Linked DNA regions of Homo sapiens: region 2 is linked to region 1. Evidence: chromatin loops called from intact Hi-C (ENCODE). Cell type or tissue: PC-3. All regions are shown on one strand. Each heading gives the region's core, and the rest is flanking DNA. Links, peaks and the distances in the headings are about the cores only.

Evidence for each region. A loop is a pair of places that touch in the nucleus more often than their neighbours do. Peaks named below come from ENCODE experiments on the same cell type or tissue, not always from the same donor. Only the 100,000 strongest peaks of a DNase experiment are listed, where the experiment ranks them.
Region 2: a loop joins it to region 1, with 4 times the contacts of the local background. A loop is called at or near these places in 1 of 110 quality-filtered maps.

The regions. Positions count from the first base shown.
Region 1 is chr3:29,999,359-30,014,928 of GRCh38, forward strand. RBMS3 (RNA binding motif single stranded interacting protein 3) reads left to right here. Exons shown (of 15, transcript NM_001003793.3): 15 at 4,498-11,028. The coding sequence ends at 4,504. Among named protein-coding and RNA genes, the nearest start is that of RBMS3-AS1, 73 kb to the left of the region's middle. In PC-3, for the core only: no CTCF peak of the experiment used is centred there; a DNase peak (open chromatin) is centred at 6,993; H3K27ac peaks cover 1,107 bases.
Region 2 is chr3:29,904,703-29,920,272 of GRCh38, forward strand. All of the region lies in intron 10 of RBMS3 (RNA binding motif single stranded interacting protein 3), which reads left to right. Among named protein-coding and RNA genes, the nearest start is that of RBMS3-AS1, 22 kb to the right of the region's middle. In PC-3, for the core only: a CTCF peak has its summit at 8,351; DNase peaks (open chromatin) are centred at 8,279 and 10,639; H3K4me3 peaks cover 1,376 bases; H3K27ac peaks cover 4,122 bases.

The DNA.
Region 1 (15,570 bases), core at 3,436-11,435:
TCCTCAGGGATCTAGAACTAGAAATACCATTTGACCCAGCCATCCCATTACTGGGTATATACCCAAAGGATTATAAATCATGCTGCTATAAAGGCACATGCACATGTATGTTTATAGCGGCACTATTCACAATAGCAAAGACTTGGAACCAACCTAAATGTCCAAATAGTCTGGATTAAGAAAATGTGGCACATATACACCATGGAATACTATGCAGCCACAAAAAATGATGAGTTCATGTCCTTTGTAGGGACATGGATGAAACTGGAAACCATCATTCCCAGCAAACTATCACAAGGACAAAAAACCAAATACTGCATGTTCTCACTCATAGGTGGGAATTGAACAATGAGAACACATGGACACAGGAAGGGGAACATCACACACCGGGGACTGTTGTGGGGTGGGGGGAGTGGGGAGGGATAACATTAGGAGATATACCTAATGCTAAATGATGAGTTAATGGGTGCAGCACACCAACATGGCACATGTGTACATATGTAACAAACCTGCACATTGTGCACCTGTACCCTAAAACTTAAAGTATAATAATAATAAAATAATAATTTAAAAAAAGACCTAAAACCATAAAAACCCTAGAAGAAAATCAGGACATAGGCATGGGCAAAGACTTCATGCCTAAAACACCAAAAGCAACAGCAAAAAGAAGCCAAACTAGACAAATGGGATCTAATTAAACTAAAGAACTTCTGCACAGCAAAAGAAACTATCATCAGGGTGAACAGGCAACGTACAGAATGGGAGAAAATGTTTGCAATCTACCCATCTGACAAAGGTCTAATATCCAGAATCTACAAAGAACTTGAACAAATTTACAAGAAAAAAACAACCCCATCAAAAAGTAAACAAAGGATATGAACAGACACTTCTCAAAAGAAGACATTTATGCAGCCAACAAACATGAAAAAAAGCTCATCACCACTGATTATCAGAGAAATGCAAATCAAAACCACAATGAGATACCATTTCATGCCAGTTAGAATGGCAATCATTAAAAAGTCAGGAAACAACAGATGCTGGAGAGGATATGGAGAAATAGGAATACTTTTACACTGTTGGTGGGAGTGTAAATTAGTTCAACCATTGTGGAAGACAGTGTGGTGATTCCTCAAGGATCTAGAACCAGAAATACCATTTGACCCAGCAATCCCATTACTGGGTATATACCCAAAGGATTATAAATCATTCTACTATAAAGACACATGCCCACGAATGTTTACTGTGGCACTGTTCACAATAGCAAAGAGTTGGAACCAACCCAAATGCCCATTAATGATAGACTTGATAAAGAAAATGTGGCATATATACACCATGGAATACCATGCAGTCATAAAAAGGATGAGTTCATGTCCTTTGTAGGGACATGGATGAAACTGGAAACCATCATTCTCAGCAAACTAACACAAGAACAGAAAACCAAACACTGCATATTCTCACTCATAAGTGGGAGTTGAACAGTGAGAACATGGACATCGGGGGTGGGCGCATCACATACTGGGGCCTGTCAGGGAGTGGGGGACTAAGGAAGGGATAATATTAGGATAAATACCTAATGTAGTTGATGGGTTGATGGGTACAGCAAATCACCATGGCATGTGTGTATACCTATGTAACAAACCTGCACGTTCTGCATATGTATCCCAGAACTTAAAGTATAATAAAAAAAAGAAAAGAAAAATTAAATTATTAAAGAAGTCTAACAGTTTCATCTACAATTTGTAATTTAGATACCTATGTAATTCTTTCAAGGACAATTTTTTTAAATATTCATGGCTTTCTTTATGGGTTCCCTAACCACTTCTTTAAGTTTACCTGTGAGTAATCCAGTAGAGGGAATATACTGTGACATTTTTCCACACTCTGGATCACAGAATCCCACTTTTTACATAGCATTACATGAAGCTAGTCTGTCAGGAATTATTCTGGAAAATATTGCTTCATTTGGCTATCTCTGAGACTTCCTCCTCCTCTAAAATAGATTTCTAAGATTATCGTTTGTTACGTTCCAATATATTCACTGTGCCTTTTTTTTGAGGGTGGAGGAGTGAGGAGAGGATTCAAAATGACTCTGTATTCTTAAATTCAGTGAAATTCCTACTCTACCATATTTACTCTGACTTTAGAAGGCCCTCATCTCAACCCTGGTATTGCAAGTTCTTTTTATACTTCAAATCTTCTCTGGCTAACTGAACTGCCATGAATACCAAATTTCTATACATTGTCAGTATATCAATGATGAGCAAATTATGTCCTTCACATTTGTGAGTAATACAACATTCTATGTATTATAATATATTGTAATAATACATTGTATGTGCACTGTTTTACCGTTTGCAATTGATTTCCATACTCATTATTTCTTCACATGAATTCCTGTTTTCAAGTTATTTCTTTTTATTTTATTTCTTATTTTATTATTTATTTTATTTATTTATTTTATTTCTAAAATGTCCAACTTAAAATGTTCTTGTTGCCAAAGATCCCAGCCTAAAAAAAATTAAAACCCTTCTGTTTTTAGGAATTTCAGTGCAATCCATAAGTATTATGTAAATGTGCACATTCACATTTATTCTAGGACAGAGGAGATCGGCAGGAGTGAATTCAGTTCTTTGAAATGGCAAGATCCTTTTTACTTCAAACTTCAGCCAGCAAATATGAAGTTGTAAAGTACTACCATCTATTTGCCATCATTTGTTTTCATGTGGCAATGGGACCATTTTAAAGACCAAGCAAATTATGGGAGAGGGCTATTGGAAACATTTGTGTACAGTTATAAAACCTAAAGTAGTTCCAGCCTAGCTCATAAATATATCAATGCTTTTGAGACCAGTGAATATCAAGTACTTGAGCTTGATGGGTCAGGTATTCTATGCACTGTAGTCCACTGAATAAGACATCATTCACTGAGCAGCTGCTAAAGAGATTCATGGTGTTTTAGGCATTTTTGGTTCAGTACACAATAATACCAGAGTAGAAGATGGGAGTGAGAACAAAGAACAGACTCTCCCCCAACACACACACACATACACACACAACTATATAACCAAGAAAAAAAATTGTTCCCTTAGTAATATAGATTTTTAGACATAAATGGAGTAAGTCTATAGTTTGCAAAGCTAGAGACAGTTAAAATATAAACCATGGTTCCCATGACTACCACTAATAAAATTTTTTCTTATTGTTGCTACTGTATGAAAATTGTAATTGCTTTACTTCTTAGAAGATATCTCACTTTCTCATATAACACAGTAATATATTTTTAGGGACTTAACCTATTGATAAAAATTGAATATTCGATCTCTCAACTAGTTGCTTTCCTCACATGATTTTAGGAAGAAATTAATCAGGTTCCTAATTGCCGTAGCTGGCTCACATGATGGCTTTTTGCAAATCAGGAAACTATGTCCTTTCCAGGCCATCTCAAGCTAAACAATACACAGTTTAAAACACTGTGAATTGGGGTTACAGCTTTCCTGCAGGGTACATACCTTGGGGAGCAGACGATGGGCTGAAATTTAGCCCCCACTCCCTCAATCATACATCTTATATAGTAAACAATCTGTAAAACTATACATAGTAACACTGAGTCAAATTTACTAAATTAAGCAACTGTGCATCAGAAGAACTTGCATAACTTTTTGCTGGCATCCAATACCCTGAGCAAAGAGGCCTTCAGCTAAATGTAACTTACAGAGATAATATAGAGGTCCTTCTTTCTATAGCACCACTCTGAAGTTATTTTACAAACTTCTAATCTGTGGGCAAAAAAGCTAAGAGTAAAGTCATCCTGCTGGAAGGTTAACCTTGCAACATAGAAGGGGCAGTAGCAGAAGTCTTTATTTGACATGAGCTAAGCAAAGTGGCATATAGTAAAATGATATTTTTCTAGTTAAACACCTATTGTGTATATACCACTCTGCCTAAAGGGTAAAGGGTAGAAGTAAAATATAGTTCCTGCTCTCACAAATTTATAATCTTGACAGGGGGAATGAACAAGAAAGTAGAGAAGGGGAAGAGGAAAAGAGAATAAAACTGCATTGGCCTCTTAACTGTCTCACTTATTTCCTCAGGCAATAAGCCTTATGTAAATGTACGTGATGAATACCATGAGATAACATACAACCCAGTTATTTTGGGTGCATAGTAAAGAATCTCATATTTGTTGCTGGAATTAGTGATGATTCCTATAGTAGTTTTGAAGGAACAGAATTACTCAAAGGATCTGTAAGGAGCTATAACATAAGCTATTACCCTTGATTTTTAATGTAAACAAACTCTCTGGCCCAAATCTGTATTTAAATGAAAGTGGCAGAATTTGACAATCTCATAGACTCAGTATGATTTTATGATGCTTTTGTGACTATGTTACATTGAAAGCTTGGTATCTTTTAAAGCTGCCTCATTGGAAAAGGGCACAGAAGGTGATTTCAAAGTTACTTTAATTTAATGACCACTCTTATTCAATTGTTTTCACAGACCATAAACAGGACTGAAGAATGTCTGTCTGAATCTTTGCCTTGAATGAAGAAACTTCATTGAACAAGAAGTTGGCTTCCAGTTTGCACAGACGTCAATGGAATGCATTTTTTTGTTGTTGTTGTTGTTTTTTTTTTAGTGTTATACCTTACCCAATGAAAGCAAAGTTTTTATGTGCTGTGCAAATGGTCTTCATGTGGTCTGACAATTTATTTTTGCCATCATTTTTTTAATTAAAGAAAAAATTTCCAGAAGAGGAAAAAAAAACTACAAAAAACAAAACATTGAAGGTTGATATTTTATGTGGAAGAACATTTGAATTGAATTCAGAATTTTTCTGAAGGTGTAGATACTTTTTTTTTTTTTTTAACAGAAAACCTGATGTCAAGAGGTGGGCAATAGAAATGGAAACAAATTGTCTTCCTCAATAATTAAGCTACTTTCTCTTTTTCCCTTCTTGTTTTAATCTAGTGGGTTTTTTATTTTATTTTTTCTTAGAAATATGTAGGTAAGGTTTATCTTGAATCTTAATTGCCTTAATTTTAAGGACGTCAAAGGCTCTCGAGGCAAGCTGTCAACGTCTTGTTGAAAACAAAAATCAAGAAAGAATTGAAATACTGTGCCGGCTTTCACTGGCACAGAAGTTTAAGACTATGAGTTTTTAGGGTGAAGAAAAAACTGTACAGTTTAAATGAAAATGTTTTTCTTCATTTGAAGAAAATTTGTTGATAAACCATGGCAACTGCAAGAATTGGAAAAATGCTGGGACTTTTCATGAACTTTGTCTTAAGTGTTGACATGAATCATTCTAAAAGGCTAAAACATTTTACAGTAAAGTTATTAAGGTTGGTTTAAAAACAACTGCATTAGAAATAATGCGTGTTTGGGGGGCAGAATGCAGATTTTTTTAATTTACAAAGCGTGATCGCTAGCAAAAGCATTAGTGCTTTTTATCTGCAGTCTTTTTTATGAGCTTTACAAAGTTTTTAGTCAGCTTTGCTTGTCACATTGCAAAACCTAGCTTAAGAGCATTAAAAAAAAAAACTTAAGTAGATAGGAGCTTATGGTCAAAAAGTGCAAAAAAAAAAACAAAAAAAAAGCAATAGATAGAGAAATTGTTGACAATTTCTGTAGTCTTTCCTAGTTGTGATCAAATTCAGCCTATGGATGGCCTATTTTATACCAAAGATGAAGTGACACCCTATTACAGTCCAGAAGATAGAGGTTGTTTTCGTTTCTTTTCTTTTTAAAAAAAAAAAAATTTATTTGACCGACATGGCCGGACCAGTTCTTTCTTTGTTGTTTGTTTAAACTACCTTCCACTGGTGTTTTACATAGTGCAAAAAAAAAAAGAGGGTGGGGGGAGTTGTCTCTCTTTTCTTTAAATGTGTATTCATTGATAGCAGAAGCTTGTACCTGCTGTGTTTAGCAGTTTCAGCATGAAGAGTTCTGGATATGAACTGATTCATAGAGCCAAGTGGCTTTAAATTCTGTGAGCTTTTCTGGTTTCTCACTAGCTGTCTTGAATAGTGAAACCTGTATTGATGGCCACTAGTAAACCAAGATGCTTATTTAACAGGTGGAATATTCTTTATATGAAATTTCAGCTAAAGACACTTTCTGGACCTGGTCTGAAAGGTCATTTGTCAAAAAAGCTTAGGGATATTCTGTGAAATGGTGAGTGGTCTCCTGGAAAGGTCTCATTGTATTTGAACAATAGTCTTCCCTCTAAATTACAACACCTCTGGGTTTTGTCTTTACACCTCTGTCTTTGTCATCACCTACCATGAATAGTCACCTTGGTTTTGCAAATGGGGAGGGGGTATCATCTTTTTGCCTGTTTTCACTGTATTTTTGTATATTGGTGTTGCCGAAAGAACTTTTTCTTTCAGTTTAATTCTTTGAGGCATGTAGGACCAATAAGATTGAGAATTCTATTGGTGGAATTTAGGGAAGTCCTTAAAATGCTAGTTGACAATCAAGGAACAGTATGATTTATATCAATAAGAACCAAAAGAATTAGGTTTGATCAATCATTTAAGCCAAGGAGGAATACTTGCATTTAGAACAATGCAAAACTTTGTCTAAAATGAATTAAATTGACCCACCTGTAAAATATATCTACATTTTTAATTCATGAGATGATATGTGTTCAACCTTTACAGTTTTACCTGAAATTAAGGACAATGGAATAGAATTTGTTAAGTGAACCATTCACTAGATTGCTTTCTGAATGAATCCTTTGAATCAAATAGGTGAAACTCTTTTCAAAAACTAAGTCAGTCACAGGAGCCTGTCTTAGTCCAAAAGAAGCAGGGAAATGTATTTAAGTGTACTATAAAACAGGGTAGGCTTTTTAAAAACTAAAAAGTTTTAAAGGTAAATCATATTCCCATTAGGTCAACATGAGTAATAAGGTTGACTCATGTGAAATTGTCAATATTCTACTATTTCTGTAAACTCTGGTTCTCTTATTTGCAACCCCATGCACTGGAAGCCCAAATCAGAGAATGACTCCATATATTTATGGTCACATTGGAGACAAAAGTGTATCCAAGAAAATGTAGTGTGCGTTATAGAGAAATTCCAACTGGTCACACTCACCATTATGGTTTTTCATGCTTTAGAGAAAATGCTAGATTTATACTGTCTTTTGTTCCATCCTTCAGCTTCCCATGCATTATAAAGGTGGCACTTAAGTTTTTATCTTTGAAAAGTGGGCCCCAAAGTTTTTTGGGGTACAAAAAGACATGTATGAGAACCATATTTTCTGTTTCTCTTTTTCACTCTCTAAACTCTTTTTGTATAAATAAGGATTATCCTGGGCATAATTCATTTGAATATGAAACCAACATACTTTCTTTCATTTTTGTGAAAAAATAACCAAAAACATGTATTAATGTGATACAAAGAAAGTCTCATTCACACAATCAACAATGAGGCTAAGAGGTAGCTACCATGTGGCTAATGAATGTGCCTAGGTAACTTCCTGTTTCTATTCAAAACTGCTGCTTTATTTGTACATTCAGAAATATTTTTTTCAACTATGAAATTTCAATATCAATTTTTTAAGCCAGTTTCTGCAAAAGGAAATGACCTGTCATTTGATGTGTTCATGTGTGTTTTGTGTTTGGATAGTTTATATCATGCCATTCTATAAAATGTATGTTTTCAAACCAAAAAGAAAAAAAATAGAAGGAAAACAACGGCACATACTCAAATTTGCCCTGCTTTGTCTGTTGTCTTACCTAAGACTTGTTTTGAAGAGCCAAGTCTGGGAGAGAAAAAAAAGCATCAACAGGTAAGCAGCATTACATTGTGTGGTAATAAACCAAAATAAGTTTTCAATATATACAGACAACAGAATTCAAATTTAATCAACAAAATATATTGTAGTGATTTGTTTGTTTGTTTGTTTGAGACGGAGTCTCGCTCTGTCGCCCATCCTAACTAGGACTATAATCTTTTTTTTTTTCTTTAAGTTGAAGTTAATTTTCTGTGCATTCTGGTCCACCAGATTTTCAAGCATTTATTTGGATGTTTCCATTTTTCCTTTTGACTTTAATAGCCAAGACTTAGCTTAAACATCAGGAAACAAACTAAAGCCACAATCCAAATGAGAGAAACACTGTCTCGTCTAAACTCTAGTTTCATGGTCAGTGCAACAGTGAGTTTTCTTTTAATAATGGTATGGTATTGTCAAGGGAGGCAAAGTGTTCATGGTAACTTGGAGCTCCCCAATACATGGCCATGTCTTCTAAAGACAACGTAATGAGCCCAAGTGAACTGAAGGTCATACTGGCAGGTGCTGATGACAGTTTGTCCTTGAATGCTGACATGTCTTGAATATTGCAAATGTCATAATACTCTTTTAAAACAGTCCTCTACCTGACTCTAGTTTTGCGAGGATTAGTTTGTTTCCTTGGTAGATTTCAACATTTCAGAATGTTACCTCCAAATTTCACTTGAATTACTTCCTCCTGTGACCTTAGCAGATCTGTCACATTTGAAAGCATATGACTCACTTCCACCCCCTTCTAATGAAAAACTGCATGGTGTTAAAAGCACTCTCATTAGAAATATAAGGCTGAGAACTGAAGAAGGCTGTTTAAAGCAGGAATTTCACTTTATTTTACTATGCCTAAAAATACATCTTTGGACCCCTTGCAAAGTGCTTTAAAAGTACTTTCAATTTATGCATGACTCCAAAAAAGTAATTTTTTTTTCCCAAAAAAACCTCTTTATTTAAATAATTGGGATATTTGCTAAATACCTATTTTTTTTTACAGTGGCCTAAAACCCCTATTAATGAAAAGTGAAATTTGATTTAATTAGGACTCTTGCAGTCATCTTCACGACTGAGGAGAAGTTTCAATAGGCTGTCTAGACATTATGATGTTAATAGGAGATTAAAATACATTTGGCAATTCATTTTCATTCTTAATTTGAGTGCATGAACCACTGCAGATGAGCTGATAAGCAGAAATTCTCAAGTGGGTTTCACTAATAAATGTTTTTTTATATGATTTGAAATCAAGTAAAGGGACAATGTTTATGTACGTGTATAACAACATTCAGCACATTTGAGGAATCACACACTATAATAAAGCTTAAACCTGTCATAGAACCTTGATCTATATTACTTTGTCTTCAGTAAAAAGTGAAGGATGAGATTTTGTCTTTCATGTTATTGTAGCTGGCATGCTTCAAAATTTTGAGCTTACTGGGACTGACAGCCTCTCACTTCAATCTGAGGGATTGACAGAATTTAAACAGGCTCATTGATTCTGTACACTCTACCCTTCCTGTGGCAAGTGATAATGGGATTTCATTAATGAATCAATTTGTTTTACAAATGACATCCACTGTGGCATTGGAAGACAGTTGGGTCTGACTCAAGTTTAACATTTCTTACCAAACATTCTTAAGTATGAAATTGGTCCTTTAATCCAAATGCTCTTGGTCATGGCTGTCCTTTGCGGATTACATAGCATTCAGGAAAGTACAAAAACTAAACACTAAATCCCCAACTGGCCCCAAAGACCTTTTATGATGTGAGAGACAAGAGTTCACCCCAGATTAATTTCTTTTATCATTGGCTTTATACTCTAACATATAGATACTCTCTATAGCAAAAAAGGGATGAATGGCTTTCAATATTCATTTCTGTTTATTTTTGTGAGGGAAAATAATATATCAAGAAAATTTTCTTCCACTTAGAAAGCTTTAAAGCTGAAGTAGAGGTGCAGTCAAGCTTGGATCTGCAGGAAGAACCACTAGGCCACTGAGTCATACTTGAGCTTTTCTTACTACTGCCCCAATTTCTAAATTGTGCATAAATACAATCACTCTCAATTTTTGAAGGGCTAATTATCTACTTTGTGGGTGTGTTTTGTTTTTTCTTTTCAGCGTGTAGGGCTTGGGCTCTGTTTCCTTTTATTAGCATGTCACCTGAGGGTGGAACAAACAATTGGAAATAAAATTTGATTATTTTATTTCTTATAAAGTATTAATTTCTTAAGGGGGTTTGAAATCATTGGTAAAATTAATATCAGTACATTATATGTCATAAATTTTGATTATCTATAATGTCTTTTCTTATCTACCACAAATAATTGAGAGTTGGCTAAATTCTTGCAGAATATATGGGAAAAAAATCATAGCAAAGAATTCAGCTTCCCTCAAAAGAAAGCTATTTTTGTTTCCTTCACTCCACTAAATTTGAACCAGTAGCACGGATCAACACGACTTCTGCAATGAGAGTATAACGGTAGCTCTTGGTACAGTCATATTCATATTTTTAAATCTTTCTTTGACCAAAACTATTGCATTGTTTTCATTACATTTTGACTGCGTTACTTATTAAGGCCGAATGACTTTGACACCCCCGTGGATTATTTTTATGATCACATCAAATTTAAACAATGTCCAAAGTGTAACTTTAATGTTATATTTTGTTTCAAACCCTCTGGTCTAAGATTATTGAGAAAGATGTTTTTTCCTCCTCCCTCAAATATGTTATCTCTTCATATATAAAAAAATAAGTTATTCCATGCTTTTCAGGAACTGTAAAAATTATTTCAAAAAGATATTTGAAAAAGTTTTCTCTATTCTGGACACAAATGCTTCCATTTATTTCAAAAGAAGAAGAAGAAAAATGGAATCTTAATTTAAAAAAATATATGTAGTAGTATCTGCTATGAGATATTCAGTCTCTATAAAAAAAAAAAGGGACACAGCTTCTTTTAAAACCCTTGTTTCAGTCCATATTCAACTTCATGGAACTTCTGAAACATCATTCAATTTTGAACTTTATTTAAGAGCATTTTTGTACTGCTGTCTCTGACTGTCATGGAAAGTTCTGTAATTCTAAGGTGTTTCTGGTTTTATTTTTAATTTCTTCATCTGTACCACAGTCAAATTAGCAACCATCTCCCCCATCCCTTGGGCTTTCTGTAGATCAGTGGATGTTAGGTTTAAACTTCTGTTTTCTTTGATGAAGCTTTCAATAAAAAATGAAAATAAAATCAATTGAATAGGGCTGTTGTGTTTTTCTGCACTCATCCAGAGACTGGTTGTGGGAGGAGGGCTGATAGGAAGGAGTGGTGCCCACCTTTAATCTGGAACAGTGCTGGAATTTTTTAAATAATCATCTCAGCTAACAAAAAATGACAGAGGAGAGAATATTCAATACATGCCAAGGGGACCTGAGAAAGCCACTGTTTGTGGGAATTTAGAAAGAGAGGACCATTTAGGTCTTCCCAGGGACTCCCACAATCTTCCTCATTCTCAAGTTTAGGGATTTAGAGACCACAGAACTCCTGTCTCCAAACATGCCTAACAGCTACCAACTACTTGATGAATCTTGGATGAAGGCCAGTTATATTTGACACCTATGGTTTGTATCCCTGCAAGGATTAAATCCAGGTCAACCAAAATCAGAAGTGTCCATTCCTCAAGTTACAGAAGACTGTGCTAAGCAAATAAAAAGAAAACCTATTTTTCCAGACCAGAGTAATCCAAGCTAGCTTGGAGCTCATATTTAAGAGCCAGTAATATCCTGTTCTGTAATAGTCATTTGCTGTGTTGTTCAAAAATATTCCATTCTACTGTAGAAGACAGGAAAACAAAGGGATACATGAAATTCCTATGATGTGTTAAACAACAAAGCGACCCTTAAGACAGAAAAGCTAAGTACAGCATGTGAGTGTGAACAAAAATAGAAAGGGAAAGAAAGACCAAGAAAACACTATATGTGATACACTAGATATATATATATATATGAGAAAATTAAGCATTCACTATTCATTAGGTCTTAATTTGCTCACTCTTTGTTGCCTTCCATTCTGGTACCCACAGCAGCTCATCAACCTAATTGGTGAATTTCAGTGGTTTGCCCCTGATTGTCTTGGAGGGAGTAAGAATGCTCCACTGGCTCCCTCTTTCATTGCTCAAAACCCAACTCTGGTATAACACACCATCACTGGAGAAGGATGATGTGGCAGAGGGAAAAGGAGTATATATACCAACATTGCAGAACATTCAGCTAGTGTGCTTCCACCCCTCTCGCACTTTAACCTCAATGAGTCAACCTACCCCATGACTTTCACCTTGTTTCTTTTCTGTGTATTTAAAATTGATTTAATAAGCCCCGTGCTTCTAGCATCTTTATTGGTCTGTGAGTCTTTCTGTTCTATGACTTCTAGTATAATCTGCATAACAGTGTAGTTGGAAGCTACCACTACATCAAGGTGATTTCCCACATGGCATCTTCTTGCTTTAGAATACATGCACCCAGGGGAGGCTGTGGAGAAAGCTCTCCAACCGGTGCCCAGGCTCTAAGAATATGTTGTGTATATACCATTTCCCTTTCTGAACATCAGTTCACATTGTACTGGCAGAAGAGAAAACTAGACGAGAAAACTGGAAGAATGGATTTATTGGATAGTTTAAGAAAGTAAGTGTGGAACAAAGATTTTTTTTTTTGAGACGGAGTCTCGCTCTGTCGCCCAGGCTGGAGTGCAGTGGCGCGATCTTGGCTCACTGCGAGCTCCGCCTCCCGGGATCACGCCATTCTCCTACAGGCGCCTGCCACCACGCCCGGCTAATTTTTTGTATTTTTTAGTAAAGACGGGGTTTCACCGTGTTAGGATGGTCTCGATCTCCTGACCTTGTGATTCACCCGCCTCGGCCTCCCAAAGTGCTGGGATTACAGGCGTGAGCCACTGTGTCCGGCCTGGAACAAAGATCTTGAACTTAGTTTTACCCACTGCCTTTGTTCTGTTTGGGCTGTTGTAACAAAATGTCTTGGATTGGGTAATTTATAAACAACGGAAATTCATTGCTCACAGTTTTGGAAGCTGGAAAGTCCAAGATCAAGGCACCAGTTTTGGGGTCTGGTGAGGGCCTGTTCCTCATAGATTGTGCTTTCTATGTGTCTTTACAAGGCTGAAGGGGCAAACAAGTTCTCACAGGCCTTTTCCATAAGGGCACTAATTCCTTTTATGAGGGCAGAGTCCTCATGAGCTAATCATGTCAAAAAGCCCCCACTTTTTAATACCATCACCTTAGGGGTATTTCAACATATGAATTTTTGGGAGACATAAACATTCAGAACACCACACCCATGTTCTATCAAAGCTTTCTTTTGATAGAAATTCTTTTTTGTTTATTTGTTTAGGATTAAAAAATAATAGTACTGCACCACCACCCAATATGCACAAAAATTTTGCTTCAAATTGCAAGACATTTTGGCATTTCCTAAAATGTACCTAGAGGTTTCTGGTGAAGAACCCTAGGTTACAAGGTATGAACACAGCAGAATGAAGACTAGGAAATGAAGAAACAAACTACATTTATTATGTGACCCTCGTACATAAAATAATCATGATTTTCTGATCTCATATCTATGCATTTTTTTACTGTCTAATAATTTATTTTCTCCAAGAAGAACAGAGTGAATTGTCAATTCTCAATAGTTCTAACAAGGTTTATGTTCCATTATGCCTTTTTTAATTGATGCTGATGAAGATAACATTTAACTGCTGCTTTCCAAAGGCAGTACAATGAAAATATAGCTCAAACTTAATCTCTGAGAATTTGATTATTTCTGGATTTTTTTAAGGAGTGACACTTTCAATAATGATAAAAGTCTCTCTAATATATCAAGAGACTGTATTTTTATTTAAATCTTTAGAAACAAAGGGAGATAGCTTTCTCACCCATGATCTTTAGGACGTTGTTAGGTTACTATTGTGGTAAAATGGTCACCAGGTGGCGCTGCTGTATTAGTCTCTAGTGGATTCCAAACCCAAATCCCAGGTTCTCTATTCCTACACAAAACCAGTAATGTGAGATAAGGCTGTTAAGAGAAAGAATCACTATTAACTGGGCACTCACTCTGTGCCAAGAGCTGCACCAAGTGCCCTCACATACTTGAGTTCATACAACTTTCACAAGAGTGCTCTGAGACAGGGATTGGAAAATTGTCCCCATTTCCCAGATGGGGCTTGGAGAGTTGGGCAACCTACCCATGGACCTATACTTAGGAAGGGCTAGAGAGTGCTTTAAAAATACATTCAAATTCTCAACCCCTGGCTTCAAAAATTTCTTCTGAAATGACTTTGGGAAATGCCAATGGGGAAGGCAGTTGTTTGTGTGTGTGTGTTCTTACTTGTTTGTTTTTAATCAGCATTTTTTTTTAATAGATTGCCTCACTTGGCCTGGGATTTGTGATTTCTGTAGAAGAAGGGCATTGGACACTTATTCTAATCACCTTAGTGACAAAACTCAACACAATTCACATTTTCTGTTCCAGAAATAACTTGCTGTTTCAATCTTTTCTGTATTTGAGTCTGTCTGATTTACTCTAGAAGGAAAGTACTTGTCTACCAAATAGATAGGTTTAACTTTTCATTGACTCATTCATTGAACAGTTTCTAGCAAATGGACCCTCCATAAATAATTTAATGATGCCAAAAGAGAGTAGGCATTCTTGTTTGTAAGGTATTGTATTCTAGTAAGTACCAGTTTGTGACATTTTGGTGTGAAATAAGATCAGAGAGTTTTGTGGGCAATATGTTTAACCCTTGCTGCTGCTTACTCCCTAGTTCAGCCCCTTAACAGAGTGTCTGTTATCTTTTTCCCAAGTGATCTGGGACATTTAATTCTTTTGACAGCAAGGAGAGTGGAATATGCCATTCTAAGTTGGACATAACTTTTCAAAGTTATAGGACTTGGCCATGTTTTCATGGTACAGGCAAAATCCACACACAGGATCAGCTAAGTACAAAAGCCAATGATTTTCCTCCTAATAATGCTGAATCTATTCATATGGCTTGAAGGAATGAATTGTTTGCCCAAAATAACTTTTCTATTACCTGGCATTTCACCATTATAACTTTATTCTTAGAGATAGATAACAAAATATTAGAAAAAATACCAGGCAAGCAGTGAAAAGAGCTTGGATTTTGACTTTAGGTATACCATCTGCAAAATATTTTTTCTTCCTTTCTGAATGTCAGGTTTTTTATGTCTCAAAATACATATCTTTTATTTCTCAGAATGATTATGATAAAACAGGCAATATATATATCATGTGTAAATGCTCTAAAAATTATCATCAATCAAGTGTTATGCATAATTTTAACTGTTTAGTTCTGATGTTTCTCTTTAAAGATGTTTTTATGAGGGTAACTCCTGAGAGTTAAAGACAAGATTAATATCTAAGAAGATGAAAGGAGGCAATGGTAGAACCAAGGTGACACTTAGCTACTTTGCAATGCTGCTCAGATTCTGGAGGACACAAATGCCAGGCTTGAAGCCACCAGCTTCCAGGCCACAAGAACAAGAGAACACAGAAACATAGCTGCTGGTTGAGCTAAATTCACCCACGATTTTGAATGATAATCCTATTTTATCATCCAATCACCAGACACGCTCTACCTTCTTAGGACTTCCTACATATCAGCATATAATCTAAAGGCAGCTACTGATGGAAGGGGGCAAGTGTTAACAATTTGAGAAGACTACTATACATTGTGAACTGAAAACCAGATTGAAGAACTAGGGGCA
Region 2 (15,570 bases), core at 4,125-12,124, 94 kb before region 1:
CTCAATTAAAAGCAGGTAATCTCAAGTTTTAAATATTTTGTTAATGTGGTAAATGTCTCACTCATATTTTATTTTCATTTCTGAATCCTATGAGTTGAGTTGATTTTCACGTGTTTATTGACTAATTTTGTTTTCTTTATCTCTGAACTTCAAGTTGGTTTGCTTTGCTTAGTTTTCTTTTGAGGTACTGATCTTTTCTTATTTATAAAAGATCTTATTACAGTTAGTAAGTTTATAGTGTCATAGATAATTTAAATATTATCTCAGTTGACTTTAAATTTTAATTGTATATTTGTCATGCAGATTTTTGGTATTTATGTATTCAAATGTATCAGTCTTTCTTTTAGAACAAGGGTCAGCAAACTTTTTCCGTAAAAAGCCAAACAGTAAATATTTTCTGTTTTGTGAGCTATATGGTCTGTGTCACACCTACTCAATTCTATGGTTTATTGTGAAAGCATCCATAGACAATACATAATGAATGGGTGTGCCTTGAGTTCCAATAAAACTATATTTACAGAAATAGGTATGGCCACATTTGACTCACAGCCTATATTTTGACAACCCCAGCTTTAGAGCATCTGTATTCCATGCAAAATACCTTAATCACTATAGATTTAAAATGCCATATGTTTTCTTACTATGCTTATAGTAAATTTTGTTTAAAAATGTTGTTACCTTTGAAGTTTATTTTATAGCATGAGATGAGATTAAGATTCAAAATTTCATTTTTTTGATTTTTTTTCCCCCAAACATGGAACCAATTGCCATAACAAATTTTACCAAAGAAACCCTCTATATTTCGTCCTCTGGCATAAATTTTATGCCAATATTTATCACATAATAAAATCTTTTTATCTTTGTATCTGTTTTCCAAATGCTCTTCTGTCCTGCTTCTCTATTTCCTTTGAGCATTGCTCTATTTTGACTACTATAACTGACAATACCTTAATCAGAGGTGTCCAATATTTTGGCTTCCCTGGGCCACATTGGAAGAAAAATTGTCTTAGGCCACACATAACATACACTAAAACTAATGATAGCTGATGAGCTAAAATAAATAAATAAGTCTTATAATATTTTAAGAAAGATCGTGAATTTGTGTGGGGTCACATTCAAAGCCGTTGTGGGCTGCATGCAGCCAGTGGGCCACATGTTGGGGAAACTTGCCTTATAAACTGATAGGAAATGTCCACAATATTTTTTTCATTGTTTCTCAAAAATTTTTCTAGCTATTTTACATTTTCAGATGAACTTTAATGCATTTTATGAAGTTAAAAATGTACTAAAATTTCAAATTATATATTGACTTATGGGAAATTTAAGAATATGACATATTTACAACATTGAATTTTTCTATACAAGAAAAAGAACTTTTCGTCTACCCAAGAATTCTTTTATGTATTTTGGATCACTTAATAGAGTATCAGGTTTCCGCCATATGTATTCTATACATTGCTTAATGTTTTCCTGGCATCTTAGTATTTTTGTTATTATATGTTTTAGTTTTTTGCTGTGGCTATAACAAAGTAGCACAGACTGTGTAATTTATAAAGAAAATAAGTCTATATAGCTCACAATTCTGGAGGATGGAAAGTCCAAGAGCTTGATACAGGCAGCTGGTGAGGGCCATCTTGTTATGTCATAACATGGCAGAAGACATCACCTGGCAAGAAGGCAAAAACAAGAGAGCCAGAGAGAGCTTCCTTTTCTAACAAAGCTATTCCCACAAATCTAATTCCATGGCAACATTAATCCATTCATGAGGACACAGCTGACATTAATCCATTCATGAGGACACAACACTTATTTCTAATGTGTAAGTTTTGTAACACATGAAATAAATATTCTTCGGCATTGCAATTATAAAAATTTTATTATATTTTCTCATTGATCACTTTGGTGTATAAAAATGTATATACTAATTTTATTCATTTAATTTTAAAAATCTATTAATTGTTCAAAAGTATTGCTGAAATTTAGAATATATACATAAGTTAAAATATGCATATAAAATACCCATTTCCTCTTACCCAAAGATTAGTACAGTTAATATCTAATGTTACATGTTTCCAGATGTTTTTCTGTATTTATATCAATATCTACCAACTTATCTACATCTACAAACATGCATGCATACAATATACCCATTATATATATCATATGTATGTGTATATACCATTTACCAAAATGATATCAGTCAAATGACATCACACAATATGTGCTATTTTCAGTGAATATTTTCCATTTTTCCCAGTTGAGAAATTTTTTATCATCTCTCATCAAATTTTCCCAATTGAGCAAAAATGTTATTTACACTGGTTTACCCAATCCAGGAAGCAATCAGTGACCACATATTATATTTGGTTATTGGGTCATTTAAGGCTCTTTTAATCTGGCAGTCTTTTTTCCCTTCCTGTTCATGGTTAGCTGTCCTGCCATGTATCCCACTCTTGCAAAATGTTTGGTTGATTCTTCATGATGCTGTTTAGCCTTTTCTTCTATCTCATATATGAAACAATTTTTGTAACCAGCTATCTTTCTGAATTCCCTCATTGTTTTCAATCGAATATTTAATTCATTCTCAGCTTTTCCAGGTCATCAAAAATAATATAATTTTCCACCTGATTTTAAATCTTTATATTTCATAATTCATTTTCTGGCCAAATGGCTTTGGAATGTATCCTTTGACTTATTTCTTATCATAATGGATATGCCACTATGAATTATTTTTTAATTTAGGTGTAGATGTTGAACTTAATCAAAGTTTTTTTGAAACTATTGATATTATTTTCCTTTTGCCAATTTTATTGTATTAATATATTTGTAATTAATTGTATCATAATTTTTAATATTTTCCTAAGGTAGAATCATTCTGCCATCAACTCCATTTGGTTATGATATATCCCTGTTAAAAATATACTTCCGGATTATACTTGTGAATAGTTTATTATCTTGGCATCAGTTTTTATTAATAAAATTAGTAAGCTATTTTTGTCAGGTTTGAATATTCAATTAACAAAGGCTTTATAAAGTTAATTTGGAATAATTCCTTTTTCTCTAATTGCAGAAACAATTTTAAATAGCATTAAAAAAATCTCTTTTTGGAGATTATAAAATCTTCATACCCAAGACTATCTTAGTTTTGGGGAAGAGATGCATTTATTTTACCAAATCCAGTTTAAAAAATAATCTATTACTCCAGTCAGACATGTTCTCAGGAGGCTAAAACTTTATAATCTATTTAAGAATTTGTTAAGGTTGGCCCGGTGTGGTGACTCAAGCCTGTAACCCCAGCACTTGGAGAGGCCAAGGCAGGCAGATTGCTTGAACTCGGGAGTTTGAGACCAGCCTGGGGCAACATGGCAAAACCTTGTCCCTACAAAAAATACAAAAAAATTAGCCAGGCATGGTGGTGCATGCCTATAGTCCCAGCTACTTGGGAAGCTGAGGTGGGAGGATTGTTTGAGGATAGAAGCTCAAGGCTACAGTAAGCCAAGATCACACCACTGTACTCCAGCCTGAGCAACAAAACAAGACCTTGTCTCAAAAAAAAAAACAAACAAACAGAATTTGTTAATACCATGTATGATCATGATCATGAAGAACTCTGACTGTTGCATAGTTGATAGTCATGTTGCTGAATGATCAAATCAATTGGATTGTGAAATGCCACGGTCTTAACAAAATTAGCATTATCTTTTGCTCCATGACTAGTTGTTGATAATTAGATCATAGGCCATATAGTTCTTAAGTTAAATGTAGTACAAAGTAAAAATAATCAGTTGCCAACTGCCTAATAAGGAATTTTTAGGTATGAGCAAGTTGTAAATCAATAATTTGTAATTTTTAAGAATGTATAGAGTTTTTAATGCCCTTGATTGTCATAAAACTTGAGGAATATTTTCCTCACATGCTCGCTTGATTCAGTCTTTCTTTCCCTTAGCCCTTAGCTATACCAATCATTGACTCCTCGTCTTATAACATTGAGAAACTTGGGTTCAATGAAAAAAATCAACAAATAATAAAAACAAATATTCTTGAGCATCAAATATGTGCATGATATTTTTCTAGATATTATTGGAAATGGAGGAGAGAAAATAAGAAATAATTTGTCCTCAAGACTTGAAATATAATTGTAGAAAAACATTATATGCTCAGGATAATTTAATTGAAAAGGTACAGTTGAAAATTTGTCAAAATTTTAGTAATTATATAACCTAAAAAATAAAGAAGCCTCTGTGAACAGTTAAGGACAGAGAAGAACAATGACATAAAGATGACCTTAAAGGATGGGTGATGTTTGTGGGGCTAAAATGAAAAAAGAGAACATTTTAAGTGAAAATAATACACAAAAAGTATGGGAGGAGAGTCTCAAGTTATTTCAAAGGGGACTACGGGGGGAGCAAATAGCCTGCCTTAAGTGAAATGTTTATATTAGAGAACGAGGGAAATATTTGGTTGGAAAGTTAAATTGCTACGTATTGAAGTACAACTTTCACGCAGTCAAATCTGGCAGACTTTCCTACACATTTTTTATTAGCTTGACAATCCCAGTACTATTGTTCAGAATTTAAGTTTACTTTGAAAAATGTAAAACAGAAAGAGTAAGTTATGTCACTGATGTGTGCGTAAAAGTAATAATATGCAGTGGAGTAATGTATGAATCAATTATAAATAGAAAAAAATAAATTCTGCTACATTATGAAATGCCATTGTGCAAAGTCTTTGTATATAAAGTCATTTTATATTCCTAAATAATTTTGGAGGTAATGTTTATCTTCCAAGTAGAGTTCCTGAAGGCTTCCTGCTGTCTGAGATCCCTGCCTCCTAAGCACAGGAGTGTCTAGGGGCAGTGGTGAGTCTAGAATCTTTTGAAATACAAAAAATATGCTTTAATACATTTTTTAAATTCTCAGATAATGGTGGTTGGAAGCTGCCAAGTGCTAGGCACCAACACATCTCCAGAGTACATAGGGATGCATCTATTAATAGATGGCCACTGTTTCTATACCCAGTAACGTAAAAATTGTCCCAACTGAAGTATTCTAGCTCTGTTACTGTGGGAGTATGCGGGGCATGTGTGTGGTATGTGTGCATGTGGCCTACCTTTCTGCATGTGGTTTTCTGTTATTTTACTAACAACCTTTAAAATGAAAGACTAGCTCAAGACATAATGTATCACTTTTTAGAACAGCAGGCACAGCATTCTGGACATGACACAATTGACAGCTGCTAAGAAGAAAAATTTCAATCATACATGATCTCCAGTGTGTCCTTGGATAGTATTTAGAATTTCTTCATTACTTCATCATTAGTAAAGCAGAGTATCACAGCTTTGCCAGTTCCTTCATAAAGATGTAGATGATGTTACTTCCTTAATAGCTATTTAACATATTAAATATAATTCAAATAGAAATAATGTTAAATATCCAATCTATTAAATTCTTATTTCCTAAAGAAAGAAAATATGCAGCTAAAATAAAGTCCTTGTCAGACTTTCTAGAAAACAGCAAGTTACCAGGGCGACAATCATATAGAGGTAGGGTAGATCATTTACTTTATAAATGTTACCAGGGTAACAGAAACTACTCGTGGAAATCACTGAAGGATTTAGGATGAGAGTACAGATAGACCATGGAACTATTTGTTCTTTCATAGCACATTGGAACAAAATGTCCAAACATATTTAAAACTTTTAACACTTATGTGAAGTATTTGGGTATTCATTAAATAGATGATCAGAAACGGGTTCACATATTGAGAGTATTCTCAAATGTGAAGAGTACATCTCAAATGTAAATCAAAAGATATTATTTTTGATTTCTTACTGCTCAGTATGTCATTGGGATACTTTATTTTACTCTGAATTTTGACTTTGCTAGATTAGTTCTAGAGAACCTAGTTATTTCTACCTAGGTGCTATGTCTGCAATTTAGGATCATGGTTAATGGTGTTGATTAGCATGAGGCTTGAGTTTTATAGGTCAACCAATTAGGGTGTAGGAGGGAGGGAAGTGGTTAATGGAGAGAAAGGGAAAAACTATACATATACATATATATGTATACGTATATGTATATAATTTTCATGTGTGTGTTTGTGTATGGCGTGTACGGATTAATCAGGTTTGCTTAAAGAATTATGGAGTTTAGAGTTAGATTTTTCAAAATGATAACACAAATACAAGTAAAATGCCTTTAAACTTTTCTACTGCCTAAGAAGAAGCTTACCAAAGATAGGAATTAAACGTACATTTTTCTCCCTGTTTTAGAACAATTGGTTTCCCTCCCAATAAGACTCTGTCAGAAAACAAATAATTCTAATATGTTCATCTATGGTTAACAGTTAAGGTATGTGCAAAGTCTATAAGCAGTAAAGAGGAGGAAGTTACTCACTGTGGAGGGAGTAGAGGAATAAGAACAAGGCTTCACAGAGGAGGTAACTCCTGAACTTGGTTTTGAAAACTAAAAGGAGTTTTTTAGACCAACAAGTGTTGGGTGTCAGGCAGGAAGGGTGCTCTGAGCAAAGTGATCAGTAGATTGTAGGCAGGGTTTTGGTCCTATTCACCATGTGCTGCAGCTGGTGAACATCTAAGAGAAAGCAAGGTATTTTTACAGGCTACCAGGTGCCTCTAACACTGGGGCATATGCATGACATTTGTGTGCCCTTCAACAGTTCTGCCACAGAAGGTATCACTTAATCATGATTAGGGCTGTTGTCCTATATTCCATTAAACATGGCATCTTCTCCTAGAGTTCCGTTTGCATTTCTAGGCAAAGCCTCCTCACCAATATCCGATGTGCCCTTTCACAAGTTCTCCACTCAGAGTTGAGTGTAATATGCAGAGAATGTTATTGATATTACTTGGGTATCATAAAGTAATCATTATAGCCTCTGCACAAGGCTAATTAGTCCTAATTATCTGAATACCCCAGGTGAAAGTGAGATTTCTACTCCCCTCAGAACCCCAAGAATGCGTAGTGTCTCATCATTTGACTGTCAACAAATGCTTCGTTGCTAAGTTATTCAAACAATAAAGTAAGATGATAGAGATTCTAAGAAAAAATACCAGAACTTATATGTCTACATGAGTTTCTTTTTTCTATGTGATGAAATTACTTTGGGAGGCCTTTTCCATTGATGCCATCTTAGACTAGGACATTTTAAAAATTTATTCTTTGGGAATAATTTTCAGAGATAATTTATTAATCATACAAGTAAAACAAGTTCATCAGGTTATATTCACATGATAGAAAAATGGAGAAACACATACATAATAGCTAGATAGATAGATAGATAGATAAATAGATGATAGAATGGGTGGATAGATGATGAATGAATGGATGGAGGGAAGGATGGATGCAGGGATGCGGATGGATGAATGGATGGATGGGTGGTCAGACAGACAGAATATAGGTAATAGATATCCTGGGACATGACACTAGTTCTTCTTTCCCAACTACAGTATAATTTTATTATTTGAGAGTTTATTCCATATAGTTCGCAATATTTCTCCCGTTCTATTTTGTTCTAAATAAATATTTGATAATAAGTTACACTTTATAGACTATTTCTGCATTGGCAAATATTAAGACACAAGCTTCCAGGTGCCGTTAGACAAGGATACTGACAAAGGTTTCTGAGAAAATTAAAGACGTGCATCTTCTCTGAAATCAAACCCAACTTATTAGGGAAAATGATGCTAATATTAAATTTGTCTTTGTAAGTTTGATCATTAAATATTGTCATTGTCAGTAAGGAGGTGTGTTAAAAACAATTTAGGAAAATTTCTCTTATGTTCATAATGTAGTATTCTAATTCCTTTTCAGTTGCAGATTTGTTTATATCAGCTGAAACAACTGTGTTATTCAGCGTAGTGTCTTAATTGGCAGTTACATCTGTAGAGAGAAACATTTTCTTGTGGACATTTCTTTTATTAACTCTCAATAAAAGCCAAGCACATGTTAACTTTCAATTTTCTGAAGAAATGTATAGGGCAACTACATTAATATTCTTCAGGTATGTAAGTTTCTTATAACCTATCTTGATATAAGAATGACTCAGTAAATCCAATTGGCTGACATGTGGCTTATTTGGTGTTTATTTAGTCTGAGCCAGGATGTTATTAAATTTATACCATCTGATTTATAGTTTCACCTAGGTACAGGCTATTTTACCTCTCATGGAAAAGATGGCAAGATTGTTCAGTTTGTGCCAGAATTTTCCTTAATAAATGTCTTCAAAGCTCTCACAGGAGCCCAAGCATGTACACAGTTGGGATCTAGTAGTTCTGTGCTGTTGAGTGCTTGAGAGGCAAATTTCATCTAAAATATTGAGGGCAGGCATAAGACCTCTTGGCTATCATCACTAGGTGGCTCATAAAGTACTCATGATTTTAACAGTACTAGACTCTGATGCACTTGCCAAGATGAATCAGGTGTAAAATGTACTCCGTGGCAGCAAACGGAACTGATAGAATAGAACTATTTGATGTGGACCATGAGAATTTAAAAGTATCTGCATAAATTGATGATTTGGCATCAGATAAAGCTGATATCAAACCATTCTATCTTACAATAATTACTCAATATGTTCAGCAGACTCTGAAATCTGCACTTGAGAAATGACAGAAAAACTATATCATCAGCAGAGAAAACATCTTCTTGCTGACCTAGGAAGGCATACAAATAGTTCAGTTGGCGTCACACTGTTTATGCATAATATTTTACAAATTAGGGTGGTACTTGTTCCCTTTTATATCACTTAACATAAGTATAATTTCATTGCACATAACTGAGGAGAAATAGTAGAAACAAGCTGAGAAAACTGAAAGCAAATTCCAAGAAAGAGGATTAGTCCTCATCTATGTTAAAAAGAACATTGTGCTCTTGGCTTTATTTTCTTATTTAGCATAGAGAAAATCAAGCTAATTATCAACTTGGGTTCTGAATAATAACCTTAAAACTTCTATTGAGAAGAGAAACCTTTTATCAAAGAGTTATTCTTAAACGGTTCTTAATCAATACACATTAGAACCATTTCTGCATAACAATGTTGTATATTAAAAATCAATTCTTACTTTCCGATAAAGGCTTTTATCTTGTCTTGTATCTCTAAGTATTTTCAATCAATACTGAAAAAATCATTATGCTTCCAAGTTTGTGTTACATGATACATGTCTAAATACTCAGATTCTGATATCACACTCCAAAATAATCTAACTTTCTGAGATGCATATATGAAATTTATTTCAAGGAAGTGTTTATATTATACATGGCATGAACTGATGAATGATTGATGGATACTACATACACATTACTGTCCATATATGCTGAAAGCTGACCTCCATTATAGATATTATTTAACCAAAAGACTGACATATACATATAATACAAATGTGTGTTTATATGAGGTTATTCAGAGTTACATTTAAAGACTGAACACTGTTGAGATTTGTGGTATTAATTAGTAAGGAAGAGAATATGGTGGATGCATGGGTCAAAACTGACTCAGGAAATTTCAGCCTAGGTGGCTAGGTAGAAAGTGGGGTCCTTAAACTGAATTAGGATGTGTAAGAGAAGGCATAAGTTGAGGATCAGGGATATATAGTTCCTTTTGGGCATGTTGACTTTTCAAGGCCAGATAAAGATTTTCAATATGTACCTCCAAATACAGGTTTGCCACCCAAGAAGGGTAGTAATAAACTTATGAGTCATTTATTCCTGCTGGAGAGAATAGATGAGATTTCTAGCAATTCGCTCACTTTTCATAGTAATTACCATGCTTGATCTATGCAATAGCTAGTGTTGTGCATACGCTGAGGTTACCTTAAATTTACTAGTCTTATATGTACTAAATTAAATGCTTGCATATGCCCCTTACAAGCAAGATTGTTTAGCAACCCAATTATGCTTTTTCTTATACCTATACTGTTATGGCTAATTATGTATTGTATTACATATGTCTTTTTGAATTAATCAAATGTATATGCACTTGATGTTTCCTCTTAGGGAACTGACCACAGTGATAAGTTAGGAAAATAGAGATACTTCAAATTAGAAGAAATCTTAGGAGCCCCCAATGAAGTCTAGCAGTTGATGTAAAGGTTTCAGAAATTGTCCTGTGTATCCATGAAAAGCTGTTTCATTTCCATTTTGCAAACATTTCAGGAAACTTTTTTTTATTAAATTGTATTTCTTCCATAGCCACTAGCCCAGCTAGTGGAAGAACAACAAAATTGGAAAAGCACAGCAACAAGCCTCTGCCTAGTAAAAACCAAGAAAGCAATAAACCTTTGCCAAGCCTATAAGAAAAATTTAAAAGTCCACCGTTTATTTATCTTGTTGTTTAGATATATCTGTCTCATTGTTAAGTCATTGTGAATGCAGGGATTTATAAACCCTACACTATTATCACTGGAGGGTTCCCACTGCTTTTAGAATAGAGTGTTCCTAAAAAAAAAAAAATCCATTTCTTTTACTTTATTGACAAGAATAGATTATTTCAGGCTTTGCTGGATAATCCCATCTTTGGCCTTTGGGGCTTTAAACCGTGTTTTTCTCTAACGTTCTGGTTGATGCTGGTAATGAGAACCAGTTTTACTGATCATAGAAGTATGAGCTCAGAGTGACTCACTAATTCCAATGTGTTTCCAATGGCCAACTTGAAAAAGCTACATAGGGGGATGTGAGAGCTAAATTACTGAAGACCATCATGTTTTCCTGTGGGGTTTTTCCATGCCCTGAATATGTTATACATGCTTTTTGTTGGTGTTTTCTTCTCTGTTCTATTTGACATTTTAAAGAGCAGAAGTTTAAAGTAAGTTTCTTAAGAATCCGTAACAGTATGCCCGTATCTCCAGACAAATGTTTACAAATTGGATTGTGGCTCAAAGATTTAACTTTCCTTCATGTCTTTTTCTAAATACAAAGTTCAAACCGAAATTGTCAAGAGTGAGGATTCATTGACAGACAATCAGCAGGAGGTCCTTTTAGTGGAATATTACCTGTGATACAAAAGGATTAAACATTTCAAATATAAACCTTTAATCTGTGCTATCTAATTACTGACATCTGAACCAGTATCAAGGAATTTGTCACTTTTTCACTTTTGTAATTCTAACAAAGAAAAGAAGCAAGAAACGTAATTCTGCATCTGGAAAAAACTTCTAATGCAAAAGCATGTAGCTTTAGTCTTTTCTCTTGAGATGGACTAGGATATGTTCCCTGTATTTCTGATTTGTAAAGATTCAGCAAGGCAGCTCTGTTACTGCAATCACCCTTGCTTATGAAGTTATGTAGACAGTCCCATGTAAATCAGAATGGTCCAACCATTTGATCCTGTCCATTTCTATTACACATGGTCAGGCATATGATGAGAAATGTTCTGGCTAACACAATTTCATCTTATAACTGTCCTAGAAAATGAAATAAATTGTTACAGCATTGGTTTCCTAGCAGAGCCAAAATTATGCAAGGAGGAAAGCCCTTCTACTTTTCCTCATATCCCTGTACTCTCTCTGATAAATCTTTCTCTCTTTCCCCCTCTCCATTTACTTTTGGTGCTATACAGATTCAATTTATTAGACAATTACTAAATTACCTCATATTATTGCTTAAAGTGTATCTTCTCTTCTTTAATTTGTTAAGTTTAATAATCTCCAGTGAATATCCATTAAAGAGCATATGCTTTTTCCCCCATTTTGAATTGTTAAAAGTCATTAGAACTAGGATTTTGAGCCAATCTGAAATCAGCTAGATATTCCTTGTATTGCTTTTTTTAGAAAACTTACTTATTGACTGTTCAGGGGAAGGACATATTTGTCCTAAAGCAGGCTGTTAATTATCATGAAAACTTACCTATTGGCTGTTCAGGGGAAGCACATATTTGTCCTAAAGCAGGCTCTTAATTATCACATCAGTCTAGCCAATATTGTGATGGAATACTGAAAGTAAAGGAGAACCAAAAATATGTGGGTTGTATTTCCAGAAAAATATATGTTATAAGAGAATACGAAACATGTGGATTGTATTTCCAGAAAAAAATGTATGTGTATTTGAAAATTAAAGATTCCTTAGGGGAAGAAAAACTTGTTTTAAATTTTATTAATCTCAAGGTATTTAAAAATCCTCTGAAAGAATTTTAAAGGCTGCAAATTATAATTATCATGTAATTAATTAATTCCTGAAATGTTTTTAGCAGAATCAAGAACATTTCTGTTGCCTGGACCTTGGAAGAATGACAGCAATGAAAAAGTTCATATTATTTGCCAGTGTTTTTCCCTTAACACTGAAAATGTTAAATTGCTCTATAGTTAGTGACTTATTGGAAAAACGAAACCAGAGTCATTCATTCCTCTATTCATTCAACATACATTTTTTGGGTGTCTGCTATGTGCCAGGCACTGCCATTCTATATTCAGTTAGAATACAAAACCAAACCAAAAAAAGATCCTCTCTTCATGGAATGTATCTTCCAGCAGGGGAAAAATAATTTAAAAACTAAAAATGCTATGGCAAATGATGTTAAATATTTGGAGCCAGATTTTGGTAAAAATAGCAAGCAGGTGTAATTTGTCTTTTAGAACCCCAGCCATTATTTTCAACATCTTTTCTTCCCACTTGGCGATGTCCTTCCTTCAAGACGCTTAGATGTTCCAAAAGGTCATTCTTTCTCTCTTTTGCTTTTTCATTTAAACAACATTTAAAGAGAACCCACTATGTACCAGATATGTGCTGCACCATATTCAGAGATTTAATGCAGTATAAATTATGTATAGTCCCTGTCTTTATGAAACTTCCAGTGTATTGGGGAAGAGAGAAATCAAATCAGTATTTTAAGGAATAAGAAATTAAACTGGCCATACATTCTATTAAAGAAAGATTCATGGGACTCTAATCTCATGCATGTGTGTGTGTGTGCATGCATTTGGTGGGATTCTCTTAGAGAGGGTCATGGGAGGCAGAAAACAACCGTCAACTCCCACTAAACTAATAGTGGATGCTTCTCCCAAAACCTCTCCTGAAAAATTTGATCTGGTTATTAGCATCTTGGGGTAAATGAAGTTATCAGTAGACTTAAGTGTGTGCAATATTTTTCCTATTACTTTGTAACAAAACGTTTGTGAACCTTCTAGAAAATTCCAGGCATCAGCAAGAAGTTCATTGGTCTTTTAGGTTTGGAGTCTTCTATGCTTTGGAATAATGTCCTCCTTATTCAGATTACAGAGAAGTCCTTCACTCTGCATTTTCATGAGGCAATTATATAATATTGTATATACTATCACAAAAGATTAACCTGAATATAACAGGATAATGTATTTATGGATGAAGGAAGTGAAGCTCAGAGAGGTTAATTGTCATCACTAATATCACACAAGTTGGTGGCAGAGCTGGGACAGGTATGTTTCAATTCAGTTAACACCAACTCTATTTCATTATATCTGGCTTGATTTTTTTCATTAAATTTTGATATGTCAGGTTATATAATTTAACCTAGAGTAAATCAAGTTGGCAGATTAATAAAAAATTATTATTGGATTCTTCTGTATATGAAAGACAAAATATTAGTATGTTATCTATGTCCTTTAATGCCAATCACATTAGCATATGAAGTAAGATATTTTTTAATATTTTAGCAATCCTATCATTATATCTTAAGTGGAAAGGAGTTTTATGATTTAGCTAAAAGCTTTGATTTTGACAGACTTGTTCATCCAAATACTATCATAATTTAATTCTTTGTGTCCTAAGGTTAGTTAAAACCTTTGATCTGACAGGCACATGCATCCAAATGTACCGTAATTTAATTCTTTTTGTCTCAAAGTTATGTTATGTTGGGTGATATGTCTGAGGTAAATATGCCTTATTTTTAATGTTCATAATCACTGAATAAGACCCACCTTAATGTTATAAATATTGTAGCGCTATTTCAGGTTATCAGATTAATGATACTGTTTGCACTTTATAAAAAGTAGATTAGATAACTATGAGAAAATTCTATGTAAGTATCTAAAACTATATGCTAACATTCTTTTCAATTTCTACACGTAAGATAGTTTATTGTTGCAGCATATAATTAATTTTGAGCATTATACAACATTTTTATTTAATTTTTTAAGATGAGACTTTTTTTCAAAACCCTACATATTAAGTCTAAAAGATCAAAGAACTCTGAATCAAACCCAAATTGAATAGTTTCTTCTAAAGTAATAATATTTTGTCATTTTCCTTATATTAGATATTATCTACTTGTAAAACTAAAAAGTTATAAAAACAAGCAAAAAGCTTTATCTTTTTTCTTTTTATATATGCTTGAATTATTTTTAAAATGAGAAAACAATTTTTAATAAAGGTGGAACATTTCCTACTCTTTTAAAGAGTTTTTCCTGATTAAATTTTAAAACTACTTAGGAAATTTTGCTTATAATCCTGCATTTATGTAATGGCATTGAGAATAATTTGCCAAACACAGACCTTATAATACTACAGAAACAAATCCAGAGAGCTTTACTGACCAGCTACTGACTCACTAAATGAAAGAAAAAGACCATTCCCATTGAAAAATAATATCAATATTGAATTATCCATCCATGGCATGGGGGAATACAGCATCTCTTCCAGGAAGTCAGAGATGGACAGGTAAAATGAAGAGCCAGAAAAAGAATTTCTCATAAAAGAAAGTAGAGAAATTAAGCTTTCCTGGAGGAGAAATGCAGCTGTTCGAGCTGTGGAATTTCAATGCATGCAGACCTCACATCTATCTCATATATAGGTGTGTATACACTCGCTTCATGTGAACTTTGTGAAGTCAATCATTGCTCCATTTGCTAATCCCAGTTTCAATTTTTGTCAGCTGTCCCTCTATATTTTCAGTGTAAATCCCTGTCTCTTTGTAATTATAACCAAAACATACATGTGTTTAATCACCTCTCTATCTTGGACAATTTTTGTTTTAATACTTGGGATGCCTTCATGGTGTAGGCCTAGGGAATCCTGCCTTGAACTACATTCAAGGGGCAGGAATTCTAGCTGCGGATTCCATTTCCCTGTAAAATTATGCAGCCCTGGCTGCATAATGCTGTCACTGCCTGAAGCAGCTGCTCCTGCTGCTTTCAGCATTGTACATTGTCAACTTTTCTGTCACTTCATTCACAAACTTTGCTCCCACATTGTTCACATAATCATCTCTTTGCTTCTTCCTACACCCAGATTTTAAGGAAAATAATTATGAAATAATTTGGTAGATATAATATGATTTTAGAGTAGTAACTCCAGAACTCTTTAGAAAAGCCAGTTGTTCCCTTATTGATCTCTCTACTTTTTTTTTAACGTACTTAGGAAAAAATTGTCGCATGACTATTTACCGCAGGTCTGACTCAAGGGAAAGGTCATGCATGGCAGTAATAAGAAGCAAGATCCTCACAGACATGCTGAAAATTAGCCACATGGGGTTATAATCAAACCAGATCAAGAAAGGTGACTGAGACCAAATAAAATGAAATGTGAATTGTCATTCACTTTTGCTGGTAAGTTTTGAAATTTGAAATTGACCAGCAAATTTCCTACTCCT